4 separate regions of the Homo sapiens genome follow, and all the other regions are linked to region 2. A link is a contact called in ENCODE Hi-C or POLR2A ChIA-PET data. All regions are on one chromosome and are shown on one strand. Each heading gives the region's core, a stretch centred on a gene start or an enhancer-like site at or near the end of the contact. The rest is flanking DNA. Distances are from core to core; before and after follow the strand shown.

Region 1 (5,038 bases), core at 1,618-4,117, 470 kb before region 2:
ATTTGCTCCCAAACCCCAACCCGCACAACCAGGAGGTTCTCTCAGCCTCACAGACCTCCTGCTGTGGGAAGAGACCCTCCAGGAATCGGCAGAAAAAGCTCCCTCCATCACTAGGTCTCAGGCCAGAACCAGAGCATGCCGCCCCCCAGGTTCTAGTTTCAAGGCCACAAACACCAGGCTCGGCAGAAACACAGCCCCTGCTGCACCGGAGGCAGTGCCTGGGAAGCCAAGCCCCCGGTCTCGGCCTGTCTGCCCGGCGAGCTGCGGCACACACAGGCACAGGCCAGGCAGCTCTATATTTATGCCTGTGTCTCCAGCGGCGTGACCTTGTGTGGCCCAGCCAGTCCATGCAGGTAGGGCCTGCCCACTTTCCCAGGGCTGTGGGAGAGACAGGGAGTGCTCCTGACCTAGGGGTCTGTGCGGCAAGAGGGTGCCCCTCCAGGGCAGCAGGCCCCAAGGCTGAATCACGTAGCTCGGGACATGGCAGCCTCTCTGAGCTGGAGCTCCACTTGTAAGGACTTTAATGAAGGATTTCCCATAATGAAGGTTTTAACCATTTTCCTTGAATAAAATCAAGCTGCAAGCCAAGCTCCAGCTAAAATTGTTCAGAGGTTGGGGAGCTGAGGGGCAGCCGTCTGTGTTGGTATTTTCATTCATTCATTCATTCATTCATTCATTCATTCATCCACCCACCCACCCACCCACGTGCTGGCTGCCTGCCTGCTACACACAAGGCTCTAATGCAAATAAAACAACAGCAGCAGAAACATCAACACATCAGCCCGTGGCACGGCTAACTGACACACAGAGTTTGCAAAGCCCTTCAAAGACTTGGTTCCGTCTCATCCTTGCTGTCATGGCTGTGACCATTTTCCCATCCCCAGGAGGGGGAAATCTCGGTTCAGAGGGTCCCGCCAACTCACCCAAGCTTAGAGGACCAGCCAAGGGGGGCAACGCGGGCGTGGGGCCCCAGACTTCCTGCCCTCCGGGTCCTCTGGCCCCCGTGGCGTGGGGGTGGCACTGACTGACAGGCCACCTGTTCGCCTGCCGTGGCCCTGGGAGCCACGTGGCCTCACAGCCCGCTCCTCAGGGTTCCTCAAGGACAGGCGCAGAAGGGGAGGGCCGGGGCGTGGGATCAAGTGGCACCCGGCCCCTGACCTTTCCCTCCGCCCGCGCCAGCAGCAGCTGCCACTTCCAGAACCTGGCGGACAGGGCCGCGCGTTTATTTATATTTCCCCAGCCGGGGCCAAGAGAGCCCAGGCAAACACACCGGGCCAGAGGGATCACAGACCCGGCACCCGGGTGGGAGAGGGCGAGAGGGGGCGGGTCTCCCATCTGGGCCTGCTGGGTGGGGTGGGCATGGAGAGCTCAGGGGGTGGGGTGAGGGTGGCCCAACAACACTGGGGAGGTTGACATTTCCAAACTCAGTCAATAAATAAGGAGGTAGCTAGGAGCCTGGCTGGGGGCTGGGGACCCTAATTAACTCCGATCATGGGGGCAGTGGGAGTGGGTTGAGGGCAGAGGAGAGGGGATGGAGGTGGGGGTGGGGGTCACCCAGCCCTTCCTGAAAACATACGGCTCCCAAAGGAGCTGGGCAGAGTCATCCAGGCGCCTGGCCAGAGCTCGCTAGCAGTCTTGGCCAGCCCTTCTGCTCTCCGGCCTCAGTTTCCTTAACTGCCGTGTGAGGAGCCAGAGTGGGTGTCCCATTAGTGCCGGCCAGGGCTGCGGGGTAGGGGCAGGCTGGCACTGGCTTCCTCTGGTTCCTGTTCTGGGAAGCCCAGGCAGAGGCTGCCAGGCACGGAGAGAAAGACTTTCTACCCTACCGTGCCTTGGAGACCACCCCGCCAGACCCAGCTTGAAGCCCCCGTCCACTTGGAGAGACCCCCTGTGCACACAGCATCACAGACCTTCCCAGGCACAGATCCAGGTCCCACCCCTGCTTCCAGGAGAGCTTCAGCCCAGCAGGGAGAGAGAGGAGAGGGCATGGGGGAAAGGATGGGCTGGGACCCCCATCCACTCCAGGGGCCCAGAACTCCGACTCCCCAGCTGCCCAGCCTCAAATCCCAGATGGCCACGTTGCGGTCCCTGTCCCTGCACCCGCAGTCCCCCATCCCCTCCCCAGGACCACTCACTCACATCCTCTCATTCGCGTCTCCCCCTCGGCCAAGTTTTCCGGAAACATAGGGCTGGGAAGATGCCCCAGGGAGCGGGCCGAAGTGGGCCGGCAGGCTGGGCGGCCGCGGTCGGCTCTGCGAGGCTGCTGGTTGGCGTCTGCTGGCGGCTCAGCTCAGCCTCACATCCTTCTCCGTCCCACGGTGAGGGAGGGAGGGAGGGAGGGAGGGAGGGAGCGAGGGAGGGAGGGACGCGGCGGGCGGAGGCTGGCTCGAGAGGGGCGGGCGGGAGGCAGCTCCTCACAAGTCCGCCTGCCTGTGGTGGCCCGGGGCTCCTCCAGCGGCCGCTGCCACCTCTGACGCCGTCCCCAAGCCGCTGTGGGCGCGCGAGGTGCCCTTCCCCGAGGGTGGTGGGTGGCGGGAAGTTGTCAGTGGTGCGTGTGGGATGCCCCTGGGCCAGGTATCACCGGGGCGCAGCGTGCCGAGCTCCTCCAGCACCAATGTGCCCAGTGCGGACGCTCAGCGAGCAATGCCGGCCAGAGCCCACAGACCCCCGGGCCGGGCAAAATCCAAGGACCCAGGCCCAGCAGGGCAGCCGTGTCCCCCGCAGCCGGGCTCAGCTCTGATCTTCTTGCTGCCTGACCCAGCGAGACGCGGCAGGACTGAATGTGACCTCCAGACGGAGGCTCGCGGCGGGCGGGCAGGCGGGCGGGGGAGCGTGGCAGAGGCCCAGGTTCACAAGGGGCGGGCCAACTTGGCACTGGCTCCCCCTCCCTCTCTCCCCATCCGCGGCGGTGGCGGCGTCAGCAGTGGTAAGAACAGATGAGGGTTCCAGAAAAACAGAGCTTCTCCACCCCCGGCAGACAGGGAGCAAACAGCTTCTTCCGCCATCATCCCCCGCCGCCCGTCCCCCCACCCTCCGTGTCAGTTCCACCTGAGCTCTGCCCCCTGCCTGGCCTGATGCTGCCGAGGCTGACCGAGCCCTCTGTCGGGGACTGTGGGTGGGCAGGGCTAGCCTCGCATTCCGGAGGGATCCCGGGATTTGAGGAGCCTTTGCAGGGTGCACATGAGACCGCCAACCATTTAGGGGAGGGGGAAGGGTTTGGGGATTTGGGGTCCCCAAAGAGCCCTCTGCTGCTGGGGGGGTCTCGGGACCACAGCTGCCCCTTTCGTCCTCCTCCGAGAGCCCCTGCAGCCGTGAAGGAACACTGTGGGAAATGCCGGGGAGCCACCCAGAAGGTTGAAAGTTAACTGAGCTGAACTTTGGATCCTAGATTCAGGTCACGACCGACTTCCCTGACTCTGGGATCATTAACCTGCTTTTCCCTTTAACTCCCAGCCCTTCCATCCTGCCCCCTAAAAATCTGGGGAGCAGAAGGCGTCTCTGGAATGTCCCTGCACCCCCAGCCCTCGTCCTGGGGCACGATGCCAGGGGAGGGCAACAAACCTCAACCACATCAGGGATCTGGGCCTCTCCACCTGAGTCCTGCCCTCTGCCCTCTGCAGGGGAGGTCTCAGTGCACTTTTAAGGATGCCAACCCCGTGAAATCACTCCTCTGCTTAAAATCTTCCAGTGACCACATGAAGCTCTTGGAATAAAATCCAAAGGCCCTAGCACGGCCCAGGTGACCCTTAGGAGCCAGCTCCATGAACCCGCCCAGCCTCTCTCTGGGTCACTCGTGTGTGCCCCAGGGCCTTTGCACCAGCTGCTCCTGCTGCCTCCACGGGTTTTCTCACAGATGTGCCTTGTCTTCCCTCTGGTCTTGGCTCAAGTGATGGCTCCTCAGAGAAGCCTTCCTTGCCCGCCCCTCCAAAGTGACCCCCCCCCGTCGCCCTGCCATCCCAGGGTTTGATCATCTTCATAGCTTTCACCGCCTCTGAAATTAGCTCCCTCGTCCCACTGCTCATCGGCAGGTGTCCGGGGCCTGCTGAGCACCCTGGGCATCTCTGCCACCCGTCTGGGTCCCTGGTAAGGAGCTTGCAAAGGAAGAGGGGGCTGTGCGTTTAGCTCTGCAGGGGGCCCCGAACCCTCCCAAAAGAGGCTGGGGTATCCCCCTTGACATCCAGGCACACGCCCCCAACACTCTGTGCCAGGGCGGAGATGGCAGATTCTGCCACCATGCCCTGTGGTCTGGATTCCCCGACCCCACTTCTAATTTCTAAGGAAGGAGTTTCGTTCTGAAGAGTCAGGAGGCAGGAACTAGGAAGTGAAATTGACCAAGACAGGAAGTCCAGCCAGGAGGTCTGAGTCACAGACGCCGAGTGGAGAGCCAGGCGCAGGGGCCCGGCGGCCACGGGAGTGGGTGCTTGGGGCCCCGCTGGGCTAATCCTCCTCTGGGCACCCATGGGGCAGCGTCCCACATGCCATCCGCGGGCCCATGACGAGCTGTTCTTGTGGGGGCCAGGACTCAGCCTCCTCGGCTCAGGTGCTCTGGCCCTCAGGGAGGCCTGTGCTGCCGCTCAGATGCCTCCAAGCTGCTTTTCTCCAAGGGTCTGCAAACCTGCATCCACAGCTAGGACTCCGAGGGGACCACACCACCGCCCACCTGCATCTGGGGATGTTGCAGCTGTTTTCTCTGGAAGTCAGCCCCCAACCCTGGAAACACACTCGCTCTCCCCACCCCAGCCAGTCACCTCCAGCCTTGACGTTTCCCACCCCTTCCATGAAGACTCACAGGCTGCCTGCCAGAGGGGTGCATCGACCACCGCCCCCCACCTGCCATTTTCCCCGAGAAACTCAGCATGCTCTGCCTAAAACCCTATCAAAGTTGGGAGGAAAAGAACCCAGCCGTCTTGGGCCTGAGTCATGCCACTTCCTCATTTCAGAAACCCCAAGCCCTGGCGGGGGGGGGGTTCCACAGGGACGGTGCCTCCGCATTGACACCCTTGACAGGCCGGGCACTCCTGCGTGTCTTGTCAGGACTTCC
Region 2 (5,210 bases), core at 2,711-5,210:
GTTTTTATGGCCTACCCATGCTGAGACATATTTCTAAGTTCCTTCATTTTTTTTTTTTTTTTTTTGAGATGGAGTCTCACTCTATTACGCAGGCTGGAGGGCAGTGGCGTGATCTCAGTTCACTGCAACCTCAGCCTTCCAGGTTCAAGCTATTCTCCTGCTTCAGCGTCCCGAATAGCTGGGATTACAGGCGTGCACCACCATGTCCAGCTAGTTTTTGTATTTTTTAGTAGAGACAGGGTTTAGCCATGTTGGCCAGGCTGGTCTCAAACTCCTGACCTCAGGTGATCCGGTGAATAATGAAGACATGGTTCAGATCCCTGGGGGCACACATCCAAGTTCTGTGAAAAGGACATAGACATGAAATGTGGACAAGAAGCCATTCTTAAGAAATTCAGTCTAAAGAAGCAGGCCAAAGGGAAAAAGATGTCAACTAGTGTGACAATATCCACATCTTCACCCCAGCTCATCATTGAAGACAGCAGCCTCGGAAGATGAGCATCCCTTTTTTGCAGCCCAGCTGCAGTGAGGGGCCTCTCCCCCATGTCCACCAGCTGGGCCTTCCTTGGAGGACCAGAGACACACGGGAACTTGGCTACCAAAAAATGGTAATGATAAATCAGTAATTACCAGTGATGGCAGAGATAGGGGAAGTAGCACAGTCCCATACCTTGTGGGTGGATGCAGCAACAGAGCTGTGCAGAAGGGCAATTTGGCCGTAATCATCAAAACTCAAACTGAGCACACCTGCTCCCAAGGCCCCACTTCTAGAAATCCACCCTATGGAAATGTTCATGAACCACACGAAGAGGGATGTGTCGGGATATCGCTGTCATTTGTGACAGAGAAAATGATCAGTCAATGGAGAAACAGGTAAACAAGTCTATAACCATTCAAAGGAATACCAGCAGTGATGAAGGAAAACGCGGGGTAGACTTATTGCTGAGACATGGAAAATTTTTCAGCTGGTATCTTTGAATTGAAAAACAAATTGCAAGATAATTATACATGTTCAAGTTCACCTACACTTAGTTCAAGTTATGTAAAATATATATTAATATGTATACATACAGGCTCCTGGTACACAGAAAAGGGTCTAGAAAGATCCACATCAATGATGGTGATAATAGCTCAGGAGGGGAATAAAATGGGGGAAACTTTCTCTCTTTTCCTCCATTTGAACTTTTTTTTACGAGCAAGTATTCATATATTTTATATAAAGTCGTCCCTCAATGTCAGAGGGGAATTGGTTTCAGGACCCCCATAGATACCAAGATCTGCAGATGCTCAAGTCCCCGACATAAAATGCTGTGGTATTTGCATATCACCTATGCGCATCCTCCCGTATTCTTTAAATCATCTCTAGGTTACTTATAATACCTAATACGATGTAAATGCTATGTCAATAGTTGTTATACAGTATTGTTTTTATGTCTTTTTTTAGTTGTATTGTTATTTTGGGGGGATTTTTTCTGAAAACTTTTCATCTGCAGTTGATTGAATCCACGGATGCAGAACCTGCAGACACAGAGGGCCAACTGTAGGGACTTCTGTTGTTAACCAAAAAGCACATTAAAAAAAAAAAATAAAAGCACAAGGCCTCCCATTCAAGTTGCACACAGACTCATGTAGCCAAAGAAAACACCAGCGGGCAGTCCCTGCTTATGCGTGTGTCTCACCCGCCTGGTCCCCTGAACACAGGCTCTCTTCTTCCATGCTAAGGCACTTGGCCGCTGCTCCAGCCTGGGCGGTTCCAGAAGTGGCCGTCTTGGGCTGGGCGTGTCTTCCTGCCTTCACACCACTCGGCCCCAAACCAATCGCCTTTGGGATATCCACAGAAGGATGCTGGGAGGCTCCTGTTCAACTTTAAGCCAGATGCTCCTAGCTCCAGGACAATTGAGGACAATGTGGTTTTCCTCTTTAGAAGCCCAGGAGAGGAGTGGGGAAATTTGGTGGTGCATGCATGTGTGGTGCACACACACACACACACATCCTACTGACATACTTAACCTGATGACATCCTGAGAAAGAAAACACCTTGAAATAAGCCCCCGAATAACTGAGTTGGCAAGACTCTTTACCTGGCATAAGTCCCCACACTCCCATAGCAAGAGACCAGGTGCTCACTCACAGCACAGGGTCACATGCTTGAACTGCCTGAGTGATAGCCCCTCTAGGGACCCTGCATACACACAGTGGGGTCCTGGCACTGCAGCAGCCACAAGGCTGTCACTGACACACACGTTTCAGTATGAGTAGGCCACAGAAAAATAAAGCTCCCTCAGTGTAACAGAGAAAGCCTCTGAGCTGTCATGGGGGAGAAGAGGCCATTCTGCTGATTTTCCTGCCATCCCCAGAGACAGTGTCACCATCCACCGGGACCTCTTTGCAGTCAGATTACAGGCTTTGGCGGGACAAGATTTGAAAAATCAAAAATAGACACAACGTGGCTAAGATGCCCTAGACAACTGCTCACCCAGAGACCTTGAGAGAGACCATATGTTGCTCCATCTTTAAGGCCAGCTAGCTGGGTCCCAAGAAGTGTGGCAGCCAGATCTAAGCAGATCCTTCATTCATTCACTCATTCATTCGCTCTGTGAATGAGGGAACAGACATGAAATGTGGACAAGGAACCATTCTTAAGAAACCCAGTCCAAAGAGGCAGGCCAAGGGGAAAAGACGTCCATTAGAGTGACAATGTCCACATCTTCACCCCAGCTCTGCATCTGGCTAGAACTTTGATAAGAGTGAGCCCCAGTTTCCCCTCCCCGCCACTGCATGTGTGGGTTCCCAGGGCTTCAAAACTCTAAATGGCTTTTAGTTCAAATGTGATACTCTGCAATCTCCCAGCCCTTCCCTAACTCCAGGCTCATTCAAACAGGCCACCCAGGCACCCAGGGCAGAGTCTGTCCGTCTGCAGACCAGCTGACCGCCTAATCTGTCTCCCTGGTTGAAAGGGCAATGGTATGCAAAGTTAGGATCAGAGGAAAGACCTAAGGCTGCGTGCACTCAGAGGACCTTGGGCTGCTGCCTGCCTCTGCATGAATCTGGGGAGAAAAGCGGCTTATAGTTTCCAGACTGAATCATGGAGGCAGTGAGCAGGGAGAACAGAGTCGCGCATTCTGCCTCTGGGAGAGGGTTCCTATGGGGAGATTCTGGGCAGTGGAGGATGCTCAGCTGAGCACCTACCATGTGAGCTGGGCACCCACGTGGGTCTCACAGAAGGTTCCTGTCCTCCTGGGCTCACAGGATACAAGCAAAGTGCAGCTCTAATTTTACCGGACCCTGCTACCGGCTGCTGTGAAAGCAGACGTTCACACACTCTTGGGCTCCTTCGGGCGGCACCACGGAAGCAACCTGTCCACACTCCTGATCCGTCGTGGGCGCCCAGACCCTTTAGGGCGGGTCAGGCGCCCGGGTGGTCTCCCGTCCAGGCCTCCCCAACCCTGGCCTGCGCCTCCAGCAAAGCCCCTGGGTTCCCCCCTAGCCTCAGTCTGGGGCGGTGAGGGTGGTGGGGAGGCGGGCAGCAGCCCCTCCCGAAGCGCCTGGCCTCCCTCGTGCTCTGCGGCGCCAGGCCCGGGCGCCGATTCCGCTGCGGTCGCCCACCCACCGCAACGCGCGGGTCCTCCCGGCGCCCAGCGCCCAACAGCCCGGGTCCGTGCGCGGACCCCCTGGGGTCTCCCTCACCCACCTTAAGGACCTGCTGCTTGATGAGCGACGGCACCATCACGATCATGACAGCGCCCAGCACAGCGCACAGTAGCCCCGCGACGCCCAGCGCCCCGGCAGCCCAGCGCGCTTTGGCGGAGCAGCCCATGTCTGCGCGCCTGGGGCCCACCCGCGGCTCGCAGGGCTCCGCGCCTGGCAGGAGACGGGGACGGCGACAGAGACGACACAGGCGGGGACTCCGGGCACGCAGGCCGCAGAGGCACGGTGGATCCGGGACGGCAGCGCACGCAGGAGCAGCCCGGCAGGTGGCCAGTGGTTTTATGCCCCATCGCCGGCGCCGCCGGACCGCCCCCGGGCAGCCTTGGGCTTCAGGATTCCGGCGGCAGGGGCGGGGCCTGAGCGGGCCCGGGGCGGGGTCGGGGCGGGGACGGGGCGGGGCGCTGATCGGACGGGCAGGGGGCGGGGCCATGGCCGCCAAGACAAGCCCCGCCATGCTGCCGCTGCCCCCACGGCCTCGCTTCCGTTTTGGGGCGGGAGCTGAGGAGGCCTCGTGGCCGCTGAGCCAAAACGTCTATGGGGCCTGGTGCCCCTCACCCTCTTGCTCCCTTCCCCTTTCTCCTACCCCTTCCCCCACCTATGTCTCCCCTCCTCCCAGCTCTCCCCTCTGAGCCCCTCACCCTTCCTTTTCCCTCCTCCTCCCTCTCCTCCTCTATCGGGACCATCATCATGGTTGGTCACTGTGAGTAGGACTTCGCCAGCCCACCCAGGAACCCCAGAGCCCTTACAACGGTCCACATGCCCCGCCACCACCTTCTAGACCCTCATCTCCGCAGTCCATCTCCAGCCTCACTGTCCCTGGAAGAAGCCCCGCAGGCTCCAGCCCCAGGGCCTCCATACACCCTGCACAGGCAATTCTGTTCTCCCAGGTATCCGCCTGGCCCTATCCTTCGTAACGCTGGTGCCACCATCACCCTATGACTGAGCACCCCCTGGCAGGTTCACGTTCATTTGCGTCCTTGCATTCTGACCATGTGCTCCAACTGGGATGCCAACCCGTGAGGCGGGCCCCCCCCCCCACGCGTCCTGAGCTCTAGAACGTGGCCTGGCAGGGAATGCCTGCTCACAGTAAATATTCTAGAATGAATGACTGAGGAGCCTTCTAGGTGCTGGCCCCTGTCCTGAGTGCTTTGCACACAATGGCTCCATTTTACAATAAGAAAACTGGGAGGTGGCTCACGCCTGTAATCCCAGCACTTTGGGAGGCCGAGGCGGGTGGACTTCATGGATCACCTGAGGTCGGGAGTTGGAGACCAGCCTGACCAACATGGCGAAACCCCGTCTCTACTAACAATACAAAATTAGCCAGGCGTAGTGGCGCATGCCTGTAATCTCAGCTACTCGGGAGGCTGAGGCAGGAGAATCGCTTGAACCCGGGAGGCGGAGGTTGTGGCGAGCCGAGATAGCGCCATTGCACTCCAGCCTGGGCAACAAGAGCGAAACTCCATCTCAAAAAAAAAAAAAAAGAAAAGAAAAAGAAAAAG
Region 3 (5,297 bases), core at 1,841-4,340, 380 kb before region 2:
AGAACAGACTAACACAGGGAGTGACTGATTAATGAGTATGGGGGTCTCCTTTTGGGGTGATGAGAATGATCTAGAACTAGACAGGTGACAGCTGCACAACATTGTAAATGTCCTACAAGCCAACGAGCTCTTCACTTTAATGTGGTTACTTTTTTGTGAACCGACCCTCAACTGAAAAAGAAGAGGCAAACCCGGATTGCCAAGAGCGCTTCCCCTGGTGCTGGGTTTCCCAGGACGGGGGCTGAGGGAGCCTGGCGGTCAGGCCTGCAGGTGCACTCCTGATGACTGTCCACCTTCCCACTCACCCAAAGCTGCAGGGAACAAAACAACAAACTAATACACCCCGCACAAGTTGCCAGGGGGCAGTGGGTACCTCTTACTCATCAGATGCCCCTGGTGTAAAACTTCAAGCTAGCGTGAAAGAGAAAAGTTTATTATGCAAAACTGAAGACAGAGAGGCAGAAAAGCCCCTGGGCTCCCCTGTGCCAGCTCCAGGAAAAAGCAGGGCCCAGCTTCACGCACTCCCAATACACCCCCTACTCCGGCCACAATGACAGGTTCTAGGACAGGCATGGGCCCACTCATGGTGAGGAGGAAAAGCAGTTTGGGGCTAGAAATGCGGAGAGGAGGAGGAAGAGTTCTCTCTTTTTGCTGGCCTTGAACCTGGAGGAAGGCCTGGAGTCACCGGCTTCCTTCCTGCTAACACACCAAGACCCTGTGAAAGATGGCAGAGCCAAGGGATGAAAAGGGACAGGGTCCTGAGGACATCGTGTCACCTAGATCAAGCTGTTACCTGAAGCTAACCAATGCTGGACTTCAGTTATGTGAGCCAGAATTCATGTTTATATTTGATAGGGGCTGTCTGTCCCCCTTAGGGATTTTCAGAGATAGTGCTATTTGTGACAATTCTAAAGTCCCCAAAACAAAGTTCGGTGAATTCCCAAGGAAGTCTCTGATGCCACAAAACTCCGGAGGCTGAAGAGCAGAGAAGCATCAGAAAACAGGAACACGGTGGGGCAGAGGGGGCACACACAGAAAAATCCCATCAAATTCCTGCCTCAGGCGCCCAGCTGAATTCCACACAGCAGATGCAGAAAACCTCTCAACTCGCTCTCCCAGGCATCTTCCCTTGCTCAGACTTTCCAAATCTCTTCACGGCCTGGAGCAATTACTGCGGCCAGGCTGGTCAGGCCCCAGCACCAAGCTCATCACACCTCCACCTTGTGGTCCAAGCAGAGAGGAGAGAGAGACAGACACAGAGACGAAGACAGACAGACAGATCGAGAAACAGAAATGGACATAGATGAAGACAGAAACAGAGACAGAAAGACAGAGACGTGGTGACAGACACACACAAACAGAAAGAGATAGAGATAGAGGGACACAAAGAGAAAGAGATGGAGAGGCAGAGACACAGACAGAGACAGACACAGAGACTAAGAGAGATCCCAGAGGGCGCACCACAGGCAGAGGCATTCCTGACAAGAAGAGGGAAAGCCAGGCAGGCAGAAAGAACCACAGAGCAACGGTAAGGGACGGAGACCCTCTAGAACCCACAGAGCAACGGTAAGGGATGGAGACCCTCCAGAACCCACAGGCCAGAGCGCACGGACGTGCTGGAGAGGCGGGCAGGCAGCAACTCACCCCTCGGGCCTGCTCTCTGCGCAGAGACAAAACGCGCACCTGGGGGACAACTGCCCACTCAGGGGTTGGTCACCCTCCAAGGCTGGGCCCTGAGCTGCCTGCGCACAAACACATGCACACACACGTGCACATGCACACACACGCACACACAAACACACGCACACATGCATATACACACATGCACACTCACGCACATGCACGGACACATGCACACACGTGCGCACACAAACACACATACACACGTGCAACACATGCACACTCACGCACACACACAAACACGCATGGACACACGCACGCACACACAGGTACATGCACGCACACAGGCACATGTGTGCACACACGCATACACACACACACACAAACACGCAGGGACACACACAGGCACATGCGCGCATACACACGCACATGCGCGCACACGCACACACACACCCGCACCCACACACAAACGCGCACACACACGCACGCGCGCGCGCATGCACACACACACCCTGGCCTGCTATCCATCCAGGCCCCACTTCAGGGGAGTTGTTCAAATGGAAACATCTCTCCCAGGAGGCTGAGCTAAAATTCTCTCCTGCCTTCTGTAACAACAAAACAAAACAAAAGAGGAGAAAGCAGATTCCAGTGCTAATGGGGGATGCCAGGCAGAGGGAGGAGGGCACCCCACCAGGGAGACCAGAGGGGAGACCCACAGCAGCAGGTCAACCTGGAGGCAGGCATGGGGTGCACTCCCAGCTGCCTGGGCCTGAATCCCGTTCCCCCACGTCCAGCTCGCTCAGCCTGGGGCCGTCTACAAAAGGGGGTCACAGACCCAGCCTCCTTGGGCTGGGAAGAGATCAGGGAATGACACTGGCTGGGCATGACTTGGCACGTGGCAGGCAGTCGGCGCTCACTTAATGGCACCCGCCATCACTGCAGCATTCTTACCACTGCGTGAATGCCTCCTGCGTGCCAGCCTCCTGATAAAGGAGGTGCCTCACCCTAGGGGTCAACCATTCAATCCAATCCGGCCGCACTGGGCAGAAAAGGGGACCCTGTAGGCCTGAGTGGCCACTTCCCTCCCCGGGGCTGTCTCCCAGTCCCCACCGCCCACCCCTACTCCCGCTGCAGGAGGAGGATGGCCTTTGCCCTGAGGCTGCTAAGGAGCTTAGGGTGCCCCAGGGCTGTGCAGGGAGGGGCCCGTGTCACAGCTGGCCGGGCACCAGGCTACAACAAGGATTAGGATGCCACCTGGCCACAGCCCCACCCTGGCCTGGGCAGTCAGACACAGCTGGGTGGCTGAGTGACCCTGGGGGACTGAAGCCTCTGGGGACACTGCCTGCGATTCCCCCACCAGCCCTGCCATCGGCATCCTCTGTGGAAGCTGGAGAGAGAACAAGCCTCCAGCCTGGTATGTCCTGAGCTTTACTGAAACCACAGCAAACTCCCACAGCAGCAAACCACAGGTGCTTAATCTGTGCACATCCTCACCACCGCCACCGTCTAGGTTCCACTTTCTGTTTCAAAGAGGAGTGAAATCAAAGGGCTGTGGAGGGCACTGGAGGCGTGGCAGGCCCCAGGCTGGACACACACGTGGGAGGTGTCGTTCTCCAGCCAAGAAATGGCCACGGGCCAAGCACCCCCAGGCGCCCTTGTCCGGCTGTGAGTTGTGAGTTCCTGCAAGGGCTGACTGGGCTCACAGGACCCTGGACTCCAGGCGAGTGGGGGAAGGAGGGGGAGCGGATGGGGGTAGGGGGTGGGGGAGCAAGGGAATGGGGGAGGTGAGTGGATGGGGGAGGGGCAAGGCCACTGGTGGGAGATGATGGCAGGCAGAACCCATGGGTGAGGGGCGGCTGGGAGGTGAGGGGGAGGGGCAGGTAATGAAGGCAAGGACAGATGGCCGCAGGCAGATGGGCTGGGTGGCGCTGGGTGGTGGCTGGGAGTGGCTCTGTGGTAGGGAGGTTGCCCCAGGGGATGAGCAGGGAGAGATGGCAGGAGCTGAGGAAGCAGGGGGTGAAGGGGAGTGAGCAGGACAGGGGGGCTGTTTGGGTGGAAAGAAAGAGAGGGAGGAAGAAGGAGGGAGGAAGGTGTAGAAGGAGAGAAGGAAGGGGAGGAAGGGCAGGAAGGATGTGCTGGAAGGGTTGGGCGTCGGGGCAGGGATGCTGGCTGGGGTACCCGAGGGGGCAGTGCCCGAGAGGAACTGGCATCGACACCAGTCCCAAGCCCAGACCCAAGTGCAGGCGGCCCAAGCCCCAGGCCACAGAGACCCCCTTCAAGGCCGGCAGGGCCCCTGTGGCTGAATCTCACACCCCAGGAGGACGTGGTGGGGCTGCAGCCTCAGCCATGAGTGGCCTCGAGAGTCCCCACAGGGCTAGCCACAGGTCTCCCCTGCCATGCAGGCCCTGGAGGGCAGCCAGGGCTGGAAGGAGCGAGGAAAGAGGAATGTGCCTGGGGGAGGGCGCTCCTGCGGAGGGCACAGCCGGTGCAAAGGTCCCCAGGTGGGAATGTGCCTGGCGTGTTTGAGGAACTCCAGGGTGGCCTGGGAGGCTGTACGTGAGCGGTTGAGAGGGCTGCTGCAGGGAGATGAGGTCAGGGAGGTGACGGGGCTGGATCACGCCGGACCTGCAGCCCATGGCAAGGATTTTGGCTTTTTCCTGCTTGAGACAGGAGCCATGGATGGTTTGGAGCACAGGGGGGAACACACAGGGGGATGCAGTCGTCTGCCTTTATAAGAGCCCTCTGGCTGCTGCTTGGAAGATAAACTGAAGGGAGTAGAGGGAGGCAGGAGCAGGGAGACCCAGGAGGAGGCTACTGCAAAGTTACTGGAGAGCAATGACGAGCTCAGGCCGGGGGTTGCCTCAGGTGTGGGCAGAAGGCTGGAATTGAGATATTTTAGGGCAGAGGTGTCAGGATTTGCTGATGGACTGGAAGTACGCAGGAGAGCAGGGAGGTGGCCAGGGTGGAGTCCCTGAGTGCCAACAAGAACACAGCTGCATCCGCCGGGGGAGGTTCCTGAGTGGGCTCTCAGGCGCATGTGGTCTGTTGGCTAGGAGTTCATTAACTGACCTCCACTTTCCTGTGACAACTTGGTGAGGCGGGGACTGCCCCAGTGGCAGGGAGGCCAAGCCAGCCAACGACCACACAGACACCCCAGCCCCTCCCTCCCCTGGCCCCAGAGGCAGCCCTGTGGGTATCTGGCAGGTGTGCAGGTGTCGGGGCCACAGCCACTCAGAGCAGGAGGGGAAGCCCAGCCATCCCAGCCCCAGGACGGCACCCCCACCTCCTGCCAGCCCAAGCCCACCCCAGGGATATCCCAGGTTCCACGCAGGTATCCTCTCTCCCCGAGAGAAGGCCGAGTCTGGCCCAGGTGGCCTGGCCCCGCAGCCAGACCACCACCCATGCCGGCTCACGGGTGCCAAATAGTTCCCACGCATGGGGCCCACAGCCGAGCCCTCTACCCACATGACCAGGTGACACCCTGCCCACAAGGTCCCAGATCAGTGAGGAAGAAATGGGGATCAGAGAGGCACAAAGGCAGCACAGCTGTGGAGGTGGGGGTGGTGGAAATCGCACCTGGGTCACCTGAGGGCAGATGGACGGAGGGCCCTGGGATAAGTGAGTGTGCCCAGGTGAGGCCTGGGCCCACCTGCAATGCCAGGCAGCCCCCCATGGAG
Region 4 (4,746 bases), core at 1,653-4,152, 410 kb before region 2:
GGCTTCAAAGAGCGTACCAGGAGACGCAGAAAGCACGGCAGCATCTGTGATGGTGCAGGGACCAAGCCAGCTGCCACGTGTCCCCTCCCAGATGGAAGAACCTTGCTTAGCAACCAAGGGCACAGCCTAGGTTCAAGTCCCGGTTCTGATACTTTCTAGCTGGGTCTCCCTGGGAAGTTACTTATTCCATCTGTGCCTCCATTTCTCCTCATCTATAAAATGGGGTTAAACTCATAGGATTTTGTGAAGATCAAACGAGACAGTGCATGCTAAGCTCTCAGGCTGGTACCTGCAGGCTGAAGTGCCCAGAGGTGCCAGTCACATTGCCGCCATCAGGGAGCAGTGGCTGTGCTAATGGCACCCACCTTTCACGCCTCCCTGTAACCACCCATGACCTTGCTGTGGCCAGTGGAATTGCTGCACACTTAGCAAAAGCAGAGGCTTGAAGATGCGAGTTCGCATTTCTGCTGTTTCTGTCAAGAGAATGAGCCTAGCCTGGCCTGCAGGAAGCGGGCAGAGAGGCAAGGAGCAGCGTGGTGCAACCCAGCCTGGGCTGATCTACAACGCCGGCCCCCCGACTCCCTCGCTGGCCACGGAGGTGCAAGAGCTGAGCCCACACCAGCAGAAATGCTCAGCTGCCTTCCAGACAGGTGAGAAACAGTGAACAGTTGCTGCTTCAAGCCTCTAAATGTGGGGCTGCTTTGTTCCCCAGCAGTAGCCATGTAACCATACCGGGTAACTGATACAATCATCCCCCACTGTACAGAAAGAAAAATTGAGTCCTTAAGAGGTTACAACATTTGCCCACAGCTGGTAAGAGATGAGCCTGAATGACAGCCCGCCTCTCAGCCCCAGCGCTGGAGGAAGGAGTCTGCTCCCCTCTCTGCCTGAGTCTCTGTGTGTGTGTGTGTATGTCTTTCTGTCTGTCTGTCTCCCTCTCTTCCTGTCCCTCTCCCTCTCACACACCCATGCACACAGCAGGAGCCTCCCAGGGTGGCCATGGGTGACTATGGTGGGAAGATCAGGTACAGAGTGTGAGTGATCAGATGGAACAGGGAAGGATGGAGACGTGGAGTCCTGCAGCCTCAGGGCAGGGCTGCAGCGACAGAAGGGACACACAAGTCTCTTCCCTGGGGATAGAGCTGAACACACCTCCTGATGACGCCGGCAGAGTGGGCCACCCAGACCCCCGCCCACCCATCCCCAGGGAAGGGCCTCTGCAGCTCTACAGAGCCTCACAGACAGTCTCGGCTGGTGACAATGTCGCCTTTCCCCCTGTAGCCCCAGATCCCCTCCTAGAGAATTCACCACTGGGCTCGGGCAATTCCAGGCTCCTGCTCAGCTACTCTCCTGGGGACAGAGATGTCATCCTGCAGCTGCCATGGGCCATTTCTCCCCGTGCCGGGTCAGGCTCCCCTCCCAAGGTTCTCAGCCCTGAACAGAGGGCAGTTTCCCCACCCTGACCCTGGAAGTTTGAACAAGAGGGAGAAGTGGGCAGAGGAACAAGAGAGCCCACGGTCAGACTCACTGCAGAACTTCCCAGTGGAGGGAAGGGGTGCAGTGCAGCATCCCTGCAGAGGGTGCGAATCCTCGTCTCAGGAATGGCAAGGGGCCCTGTGAAGATGCCCATGCTGTAACCCGGGCAACCACACTGGCTCCTTTATGTTCCCCACATGCCAATCAAATGCAGGCCAGGTGCAAGCGGACATCACTTAAAGGTTCGGGTTTTGGAAACAGATAGGCCCCAATTTAAATGGTGCCTCCTCCCTCACTAGCTGTGAGCTTGGACAAGTGCCCTCAACACTCCAGCCTCGGTTTCCTCATCTGGAATATGGGTGTAGGTCAAAGAGGACCTACTTCACGGAAATTTTGGATAGCCCAGAAAATTTCAGACTTGGTGAAATTTGGTGTTTGTCTTGTTTTGGTTTTAAAGATAGCAAACAGCCGAAGGGGGCCAGAAAGGGGCTGGAAGCCCACAGCACGCAGCCCTGGGAGGGCGAGGTGGGCAGAGGGGACAGTGCTTCTGCGGCACAGGGCGGGTGCAGAAATGCAGGACCGGCTCCCGGGGGCAGCAAGAGCCCGGTCAGCCTCCAACCCACCAAAGCCACAGGGGAGGAAGGCCACTTCCACTTGGTGGCCTCCTCCCCTGCCCTGTAGATAGGGACACAGCCCCTGCTTCTCAAGGCGGCCATCGGTGAGGGGCCCACAAGGCGAAGGCCCCGAAGGACTGAGGATACTGTGGGGTGCTGCGGCCTCTAAACAGGAACTGCCCCCCTGGGAGGCACTCACCAGCCACTCCCCGAGGCCCCTGAACCCCAGGAGCCCAGGGGAGGCTCTGGGCCCAGAGCTGCCTGGAATGCCGTGCACCGCCATGGCAACAGGCTGAGGACAGCCATCTTGGAAAGCCCAGAAGGGAGTGGGGGGAGGGAGGGACAGTGACATGTCCTGGCAGGTGCATTGCTGAGGGGACGCAGGGCCCGAGGGGACTCCCCAACATCCCCCTCATCCTCTGCAGAGAGGGCTGCACAAAGGCCTGGCGGCTCCCAGCCCAGGCTAGCCGGGGTCCCCACATGGGGCCATGAGGCACCTCCACAGCCACACAGGCTGGGGGGCATGGCTGGCCCCTGTCCCTCACCCCCAGGCCTTATCCTCCCGGGAGAAATGACCCCTGGGGGGACTCACGCCAGTGAGGGAATCGAGGCCTAGATGCGTGTGGAGCCTGGGGTGGTAGGGGCGGCACCCAGGAGGCCCCAAGGTCCAGCTCTCTCTTGCTCAGCCTCCGTCTCCTCTAAAATCAGAGGCACAGCCACTCAGAGGGCAGAAAGAGGGCAAAGGGGAGCAGGTGCCAGACGCAGGGCGCAGGCAGAGATGAGGCATGGTGGTGACTAAGAAAGCCAGCAGGGGCCAGGGAGGAGGCGGCCCCCCTCGGGCTTTGAGCCAGCCAGCAGGGCCACCAGGAAGAGCCAGAGTCCCAGGCGGCCTGAGCTGGCAATAAATGAAGTGACAGCCCCAGCCCTCAACCCGCTGGTGACACCAGCTTCTTAAAATAACGCCTTGGAACAGGAAGGAAGCAATGACTCAAAGCGGCAGAGAGGTCGGGGCTGCTGGGCACGCCCTCCACCACTGCGCCCGCTCCCAGCCTGGTCCAGTCCCCACAGCTGGGCTGGAGGGGCCGTGCCCCACCATCTCAGTGCCCCCGACCCCTGGTTAGCACCTCTGGTGCTATTTTCATCCTTTCCAATGCAAATTCCTCCAGGAAGGCCACAGGGATCCGTCCCTGCCGAGGGGAGGGGCGTTGGAACTGCAGCTTCTGATGGAAGACACCCTGGGAACTGGACTCTGTGACCCACAGCACCTCAGGCCGTCCCTGGCCCGGGCTTCTGGCACCCAGTTGGTAGACAGGACCCTGCAGAGGGTGCACCATGCAGCTGCCTCTGCTTGGAGGATGCCTGTGGCCACTCGGGCCTGGCAGATCTGTGCAGAACTGGCCGGCCGCTCTCCCAGGGGCTCAGCACACCTCCACGCCTCATCTCTTGCTGTGTGGCCCGGCACAAGGCACTCCTCTCACTGAGCCTCATCCAGAAAATGGGACGGCAACAGCTCTGTGAGGCGTCCTCCCTGTCCCCACTGACTGGCACCAAGCCAGGGGCCTTCAAGAGTCCAAACACTAGATCTTAGCCTCCTGTGCCATCAGCCTTGTGGAAGCCTCTGCTCTGAGATCCCCAAGTGGAAGACAACCCCGTCCCCTTGTCTCCAAAGAACCAGAGAAGACTCACTGTGGGGTCCCTGGTTCCAAAGCTTCTGACACCAGCAGCTGCCCACCCCCATCTGCCCACAGACTCCCACGGACAGGGGCTTCCTCGCCTGTGTTCCTCGGGCCCTAAGACACAGGCCCTTTCCCCCAGGAGGCCCCCGGGGACCAATCAGGAAACGGGAGCGGGAGGACCCGGAAATCTGGAAATGCTTGGGAACTTCATCCAACCCTGCCATCCCTATTTGGCAGAAAAGGAGAAACCGAGGCAAGAGGCAGCTTACTGGTGGAGATGTAAAATGGTACGGCCACTTTTCGGCCACTTTGGAAAACAGTTGGGCAGTTCCTCAAGGGGCTAAACAGGGTTAACAGAGGATCTAGCAATTCCACGCCTAGGTACACACCCAGGAGAAATGAAGACGTACGTTCACATGGAAACGGCACACTAATGTTCACAGCAACTTTATTCACAATACCCCAAATATGCAAACAATCTCACGTCCACCGACTGATGAGTGGGTAAACAACACGTGACCTACCCCTACAGTGAAATATGATTCAGCCACAAAAAGGAACGAAGGACCGACCCACGCTCGACACGGATGAACCTCGAAAACATGATGCTGAGTGAGAGAAACCAGACACAAAGGACCACATATTGCAAGATTCCATTTATAGGAAATGTCCAGAATAGGCAAATCCATAGAGACAGAAGGGTTTCTTTTTGAGATGATGGAATGTTCTAAAATTGACCGTGGTGACAGTTGCACACATCTGTGAATACACTAAAACCCACTGAACTGGACACTTTGAGTGAATGGCATGCGTGTGAATTGTACCTCAATAAAGCTGTTTACAAAACAAAAAAACAAGCAAGCAGCAGCTGCTGCTGCTGAAAACTTCCCCAGATATCACTTCCACTGAGAGAAGCACGACCCTAGGCCAGAGCTCACCACCCAGATCGCCCAGGCCCGAGGATGTGCCTGGAGGGGGCA

The links. Hi-C counts contacts between places; a loop is a spot of excess contacts on that map. ChIA-PET counts read pairs that join two places held with the same protein, here RNA polymerase II (POLR2A). Pooled maps may share reads with other maps.
Region 1: a loop to region 2 is called in a map of B cell, with 6 times the contacts of the local background. The contact joins the enhancer-like site here to the promoter of SCARB1 in region 2. A Hi-C loop is called at or near these places in 1 of 168 maps with a recorded cell type or tissue (B cell) and 6 of 50 pooled maps. POLR2A ChIA-PET finds 5 or more read pairs at or near these places in 1 of 52 experiments (naive thymus-derived CD4-positive, alpha-beta T cell).
Region 3: a pooled map shows a loop between it and region 2 (3-fold over the local background). The contact joins the enhancer-like site here to the promoter of SCARB1 in region 2. A Hi-C loop is called at or near these places in 1 of 37 single-sample maps with no recorded cell type and 2 of 50 pooled maps. POLR2A ChIA-PET finds 5 or more read pairs at or near these places in 2 of 52 experiments (GM12878 and activated CD4-positive, alpha-beta T cell).
Region 4: a loop to region 2 is called in a pooled map, with 16 times the contacts of the local background. The contact joins the enhancer-like site here to the promoter of SCARB1 in region 2. A Hi-C loop is called at or near these places in 5 of 37 single-sample maps with no recorded cell type and 9 of 50 pooled maps. POLR2A ChIA-PET finds 5 or more read pairs at or near these places in 1 of 52 experiments (activated B cell).

The regions. Positions count from the first base shown.
Region 1 is chr12:124,386,549-124,391,586 of GRCh38, forward strand. The region is part of intron 18 of NCOR2 (nuclear receptor corepressor 2); the gene reads right to left. Among named protein-coding and RNA genes, the nearest start is that of MIR6880, 52 kb to the left of the region's middle. RefSeq lists enhancers at 1-527, 4,258-4,437 and a silencer at 2,739-2,808. Within about 2 kb of position 2,868, at least 37 of the 41 ENCODE cell types and tissues checked have a DNase peak (open chromatin) inside an H3K27ac peak, as active enhancers do; they include B cell, where a contact is called at or near this core.
Region 2 is chr12:124,859,904-124,865,113 of GRCh38, forward strand. It overlaps SCARB1 (scavenger receptor class B member 1), which reads right to left and starts at 3,961. Exons shown (of 13, transcript NM_005505.5): 1 at 3,692-3,961. The coding sequence starts at 3,817. It overlaps LOC105370050 (a long non-coding RNA gene), which reads left to right and starts at 4,159. Exons shown (of 3, transcript XR_945488.3): 1 at 4,159-5,210. RefSeq lists enhancers at 1,789-2,315, 4,409-4,608 and silencers at 2,139-2,268, 3,499-4,178.
Region 3 is chr12:124,477,466-124,482,762 of GRCh38, forward strand. All of the region lies in intron 5 of NCOR2 (nuclear receptor corepressor 2), which reads right to left. Among named protein-coding and RNA genes, the nearest start is that of NCOR2, 87 kb to the right of the region's middle. RefSeq lists enhancers at 1,387-1,896, 2,406-2,915, 2,916-3,423, 4,505-4,694, 4,705-4,794. Within about 2 kb of position 3,091, at least 16 of the 41 ENCODE cell types and tissues checked have a DNase peak (open chromatin) inside an H3K27ac peak, as active enhancers do; they include GM12878, where a contact is called at or near this core.
Region 4 is chr12:124,450,654-124,455,399 of GRCh38, forward strand. All of the region lies in intron 8 of NCOR2 (nuclear receptor corepressor 2), which reads right to left. Among named protein-coding and RNA genes, the nearest start is that of NCOR2, 110 kb to the right of the region's middle. RefSeq lists enhancers at 2,309-3,147, 2,547-2,606. Within about 2 kb of position 2,903, at least 35 of the 41 ENCODE cell types and tissues checked have a DNase peak (open chromatin) inside an H3K27ac peak, as active enhancers do.